Linked DNA regions of Homo sapiens: region 1 is linked to region 2. The links are chromatin loops, found by intact Hi-C in ENCODE. Cell type or tissue: Calu3. All regions are shown on one strand. Links, peaks and the distances in the headings refer to the core of each region. The heading gives the core; the rest is flanking DNA.

What was found. A loop is a pair of places that touch in the nucleus more often than their neighbours do. Peaks named below come from ENCODE experiments on the same cell type or tissue, not always from the same donor. Only the 100,000 strongest peaks of a DNase experiment are listed, where the experiment ranks them.
Region 1: a loop joins it to region 2, with 2.7 times the contacts of the local background. A loop is called at or near these places in 4 of 110 quality-filtered maps.

What each region holds. Positions count from the first base shown.
Region 1 is chr19:39,640,626-39,643,430 of GRCh38, forward strand. It overlaps the pseudogene LOC100129935. Among named protein-coding and RNA genes, the nearest start is that of LGALS16, 14 kb to the right of the region's middle. In Calu3, for the core only: no CTCF peak of the experiment used is centred there; a DNase peak (open chromatin) is centred at 1,296.
Region 2 is chr19:39,591,271-39,594,075 of GRCh38, forward strand. No RefSeq gene overlaps it. Among named protein-coding and RNA genes, the nearest start is that of LGALS13, 9.9 kb to the right of the region's middle. In Calu3, for the core only: no CTCF peak of the experiment used is centred there; no DNase peak of the experiment used is centred there.

The DNA of each region.
Region 1 (2,805 bases), core at 141-2,640, 49 kb after region 2:
TCTTCAAGGACGGCAAACAATTTGATCTGAGCATCTTGGTGCTAGACAATGAATACCAGGTGAGTGCCCTAGGAGCTCCCGGTATCCAGCCTCCATGGGTTCTCAGAGCAGGAGGCAGCTCTCCCTGGCCTGACCCAAATAGATTTTCAGGACCCATTTCTCATAACTACTCTTACCCCAGGCTTTTTATCACAGAGCACCCTCTGGTTGCACCGCTATCCTCAGCTCGTTTCCAAAATCTGACCGTGATCAGTATCAGCTCATCTGGCATTTCCCCCAAGGTGAAGAATCTCCTGTCTTTTCTCACTGTATTCATTTCTACTTATGTTGCTGTTTAAATTTTCACTTTGCTGAATGAATACAATATTCATAAGAATAAAATTGTTTTAGTCAATGAAAAATTAAGGCTTTGTCTCACTCCTGGACCCAATCTTATTCCTGAGAGCATTACCAGCGCTCTGCTCTCCTTCCACAGGAAATCTTTGCTTATAGAAGCATATAGATCTACAATTTCATTTGTTTTTAAGAAAATCCTAGTATACATTGCTCCACACGTTACACCTTAAAAACTGAGTTGATTTGTTGTGAAAGAATATATCTTGAAGATACCGTCTATTAATGGTGCTTCCTCAGTTTTTAAAGAATGCATAATATTGCATTATAAGGATTACCTAAAATTATTAATCTTGACTCTTTTTAAGGGCCTTGAGGTTATTTCCAATATTTTGCTCTCACTAATGGTGCTGTATTAAGACTTCTAGTCAATTCTTTTGTTTTATCCACCTCCCTTACTTATATTGAAAGATAATCATAAAGAAATGAAAAACTGGTTCAAAAATGTGTGCATTTTAAATTTAACAAATTGACACCTAGAAGGTTACTTTATAGACTCAGTAATGAAGAATATATCCAAATGTTCTGGCCCTTTCTTATGAGTAGAGCAAAAGATTCACATTTTATTCAGATTCAAGTGAAGGATCTCTTTCTATGCTTAGAAACCGTTCAAAATGATAGCCTATGTTTTGCAACACTTGTCCAATTCTACCTCTCCAACAACACTTGAATTTTATTCTTGGCCACCATCAGCCCAGATCTAGGCAACTCCAAAGAGAAACTGGGCCATCAGTAGGGAATGGCAGTCAGAGTTCATGGAACAGATATATATGCATTCAATGAACATAATCCAGTGTTAATCCTGTTTGAACCCCTGTACAAGATGCAGGGATTCAAGTTCATGAAATACAGTCACTAGCCATGGGGATTTTCCAAGCTAGACGGGAGGCTGAGCAAACATAGACCATGTGACACAGAGTGGTACAGCCTTGCTGGAGGAAACAGAGGAAACACTAGAAATAATGTGAGCACTCTCTCAAATAGTTAATCTTTAACAGGATTGTGAGTCTTGGGTTCAGTTATATAACTAGCAGTTTTCTCAGGGGATGTTGTAGGTATAGGAGAGAGTAGAGAGAAGGCTGAAAGTTTGTTTGGTGGCATACTGTCTTTCTGAGGCACTTTTCCTCTTGTAGGTAATAATAAATGGCCAACACCATACATCTTTGCCCATCCACTTCCACCATGTTCTATGAAGATTTTGCAAGTGTGGGAAGATGTCTCCCTGACCTCAATGTCTGTCTGCAATTTATGGAGATGACCACACCCCTCATTGTTGAGGAATCCCTCTTTCCATGTGACCATAGGATCCCCAGAGCCTGCTAACAGCATGATCTCTCCTCACCCTTTTCCCTACACTTGGTCATTAAAACATCACCAAACTTCCCAGAATTTGGTTCTTGCTTTAAGGGGGAAAGAGAAAGTGGTAATCCCCAAGAGGCCCCGAGGAACTTTATGGGAAGCATCCAGAAATCAAATAGGATAAACCTTCTTGTGACTCCAGGAGTGAATGACAAGGTCCCTGCAATATCTTAGGAGACATTAGGTACAGCATCCTTTGACAGCATATTGTTGACATCAGAGACTCTGAGACAAAATCTTTACCCTATCTTAGATGACTCACTGCACTGAAATGTTAGGTAGATGTTTACAGCCACACAGATGTACCTCGTGGCTTTGGGGAGAAATTTTGTAACTTAAGAACAATCTAGTGGAATTTCCTAATACTTTCCATTATTTTCAGGATATTTATTGTATGTTAACACGGTGCCTGGCTCTGTATAGGCTGCCATACAGGAGCTTTACAAAAAGACACGTTTCTCACTTGAAAATTTCAATCCAAGCAACAGTTAGAGAATCACAGGAGTCCAAAGATTTCTCTTAAAGAACCCCAATTGTGGAAGATAGTGTGGCAATTCCTCACGGATCTAGAACTAGAAATACCATTTGACCCAGCAATCCCATTACTGGGCATATACCCAAAGGATTATAAATCATTCTGCGATAAAGACACATGCACACATGTGTTTCTTGCGGCACTATTCACAATAGCAAAGACTTGGAACCAACCCAAAAGTCCATCAATGATAGACTGGATTATGAAAATGTGGTACATACACACCATGGAATACTATGCAGCCATAAAAAGGATGAGTTTATGTCCTTTGCAGGGACATGGATGAAGCTGGAAACCATCATTCTCAGCAAACTATCAGAAGATCAGAAAACAAAACACCACATGTTCTCACTCATAAGTGGGAGCTGAACAATGAGAACACATGGACACAGGGAGGGGAACGTCGCACACTGGGGCCTGTTTGGGGGTAGGGGGCTAGGGGAGGGATAACATTAGGAGAAATCCCTAATGTAGGTGACAGGTTGATGGGTGCAGCAAACCACCATGGCACATGTATA
Region 2 (2,805 bases), core at 225-2,724:
TCAAAACACTGCCTAAAAAAACATAGATGACCCAAACCAATGGAAAAACACTCCATGCTCATGAATAGCAAGAATCATTATCATTAAAACAGCCATGCTGCCCAAAGAAATATACATATTCAATGCTATTCCTATTGAACTACCAATGACATTTCTCACAGAATTAGAAAAAAAAAAACTATTTTAAAATGCACATGGAACCAAGAATGAGTTGATTAAAAAAGACAATTCTAAACAAAAAGAACAAAGCTAGAAGCATCACTTTACCCAACTTAAAAGTATACTACAGGGCCACAGTAACTGAACAGTATGGTACTGGTACAAAAACAGACACATAGACAAGTGGGACAGAATAGAGAGCCCAGAAATAAGGTCACACACCTACAACCATCTGATCTTTAACAAAGCTGACCAAACAAGCACTGGAAAATGAACTTTCTCTTCAAGAAATGGTTTTGGGATAACTGGTAGCCATATGCAGATGATTGAAACTGAATCCCTTCCTTGCATTATGTAGAAAAAATCAATTCAAGAGGGGTTTTAAGACTTAAATGTAAAACCCAAAACTATAAAAACCCTGGAAGTCTACCTAGGCAATATCATTCTAAATGTAGGAATGGGGAAAAGTTTCATAACAAAGATGCCAAAAGCAATCACAAGAAAAGCAAAAATTGACAAATGGATCTATTTAAACTAAAGAGCTTCTGCACAGCAACGGAAACTATCAACAGAGTCAACAGACAACCTACAGAATTGGAGAAAATATTTGCAAATTATGTATCTGAAAAAGGTCTTATATCTAGCATCTATAAGGAATTGTAATTACTTTACAAGAAAAGAACAAACAACTGCATAAAAAAGTGGGCAAAGGGGCCGGGCGTGGTGGCTCACGCCTGTAATCCCAGCGCTTTATGAGGTGGAGGAGAGCGGATCACGAGGTCAGGAGATTGAGACCATTCCGGCTAACATGGTGAAACCCTTCTCTACTGAAAATACAAAAAATTAGCCGGGTGTGGTGGCACGCACCTGTAGTCCCAGCTACTCGACAGGCTGAGGAAGGAGAATCTCTTGAACCCGAAGGCAGTTGTTGCAGTGAGCCGAGATCGCGCCACTACACTCCAGCCTGGGCGACAGAGCGAGACTCGATCTCAAAATAAAAGTAGGCAAAGGGCTGAATGCGGTGGCTCATGCTTGTAATTTCAGCACTTTAAGTGGCTGAGGCAGGTGCATCGCTTGAGCCCAGGAGAGACCAGCCTGGACAACATGGTGAAACCCTATCTCTACAAAATTAGAAAAATTAGGCAAATGTTACCCCATGCACCAGTAATCCCAGCTACTCAGAAGGCTGAACTGGGAGGATCACCTGAGCCCAGGCACAAATTGCAGTGAGCCGAGATTGCTCCGCTGCACTTCAGCCTGGGTGTCAGAGTGAGACCCTGTCTCAAAGAAAAGTAGACAAAGGACAGGAACAGACACTTCTCAAAAGAAGACATACATGTGGCCAAAAAGCATATGAAAAGAAGCTCAACATCCCTGAATGTTAGAAAAATGCAAATCAAAACCACAATGAAATACCATCTCTCACCAATCAGAATGGCTACTCTTCAAAAGTCAAAAAATAACAGATGCTAGCAAGCTTGTAAAGAAAAGGGAACACTTACACATTGTTGGTGGTATTAGTTTAACCATGGTGGAAAGCAATGTGATGATTCTTCAAACAGCTAAAATAGAACTACCATTTAACCCATGTATCCCATCACTGGGTATATACCGAGAAGAATATAAATCATTCTACCATAAAAACATGTGCATGTGAATGTTTATTACCACAGTATTCACAATGGCAAAAACATGGAATCAACCTCAATGCCCATGGAGGACAGACTGGATAGAGAAAATGTGGTACATATACACCATAGTATTCTATGCAGCCTCAAAAAAGAATGAGATTATGTCTTTTGCAGAAACATGGATGGAGCTGTAGACCATTTTCCTTAGCAAACAAATGTGGAAACAAAAAATGAAATGCTGCATGTTCTCACTTAGAAGTGTGAGCTAAATGATGAGGCTCATGGACACCAAGAGGGGAACAACACGCACCGGGGCCTACTTGAGAGTGGAGGGTGAAAGATGGGACAGGAGCTGAAAAAATGACTATTGGGTTCTAGGCTTAGCAACTGGATGATTAAATGATCTGTACCACAAACGCCCATGACACGAGTTTTCCTGCACATGTACCCCTGAATGTAAAATAAAAGTTTAAAAAACAAAGAAAAAAATAATCTCATCTTTCTTCTGGAATCTGCAGCACAACCAGTATCCCTGAAACTTTGATTTACATGGACACCAAGAGAAAGGAGAGGGTATAGCTAGAGCCCAGATGTGTGACAGACAGATGAGAGCAGCCCTCACCTGGTAGAGCCAATGGGCCTAGGGTGGGGCAGGTTCATGCCAGGACTTTCTCTACCTCTCTCCCAGATCATCCTGAGGATCAAGATCAGTGCTGTCCCAGAATGTTTAAAGGCAGAAAGAATGATTACCTTCTAGAGCCAACGACTTTACCAAGAATCCTCACCTTAAAAAAATTTATTTTTGTACAAATTGAGAAAATGTATATCTTCCGGGTAGATTCTCTCCGGTGTAGAAAAGGTTTGAGGGGCACAAAGGCTGTGCTTTAAAATCATTCTTCCTTGCTCCCTCATCATTATGCTTGCATTTCCCTGGTAACCCAATCCACAGCCTAGTACCTCTCCCAGTATAATTTCGCTGCATTACAGACACAGGCCTGCAAACAGCTATGGTTTT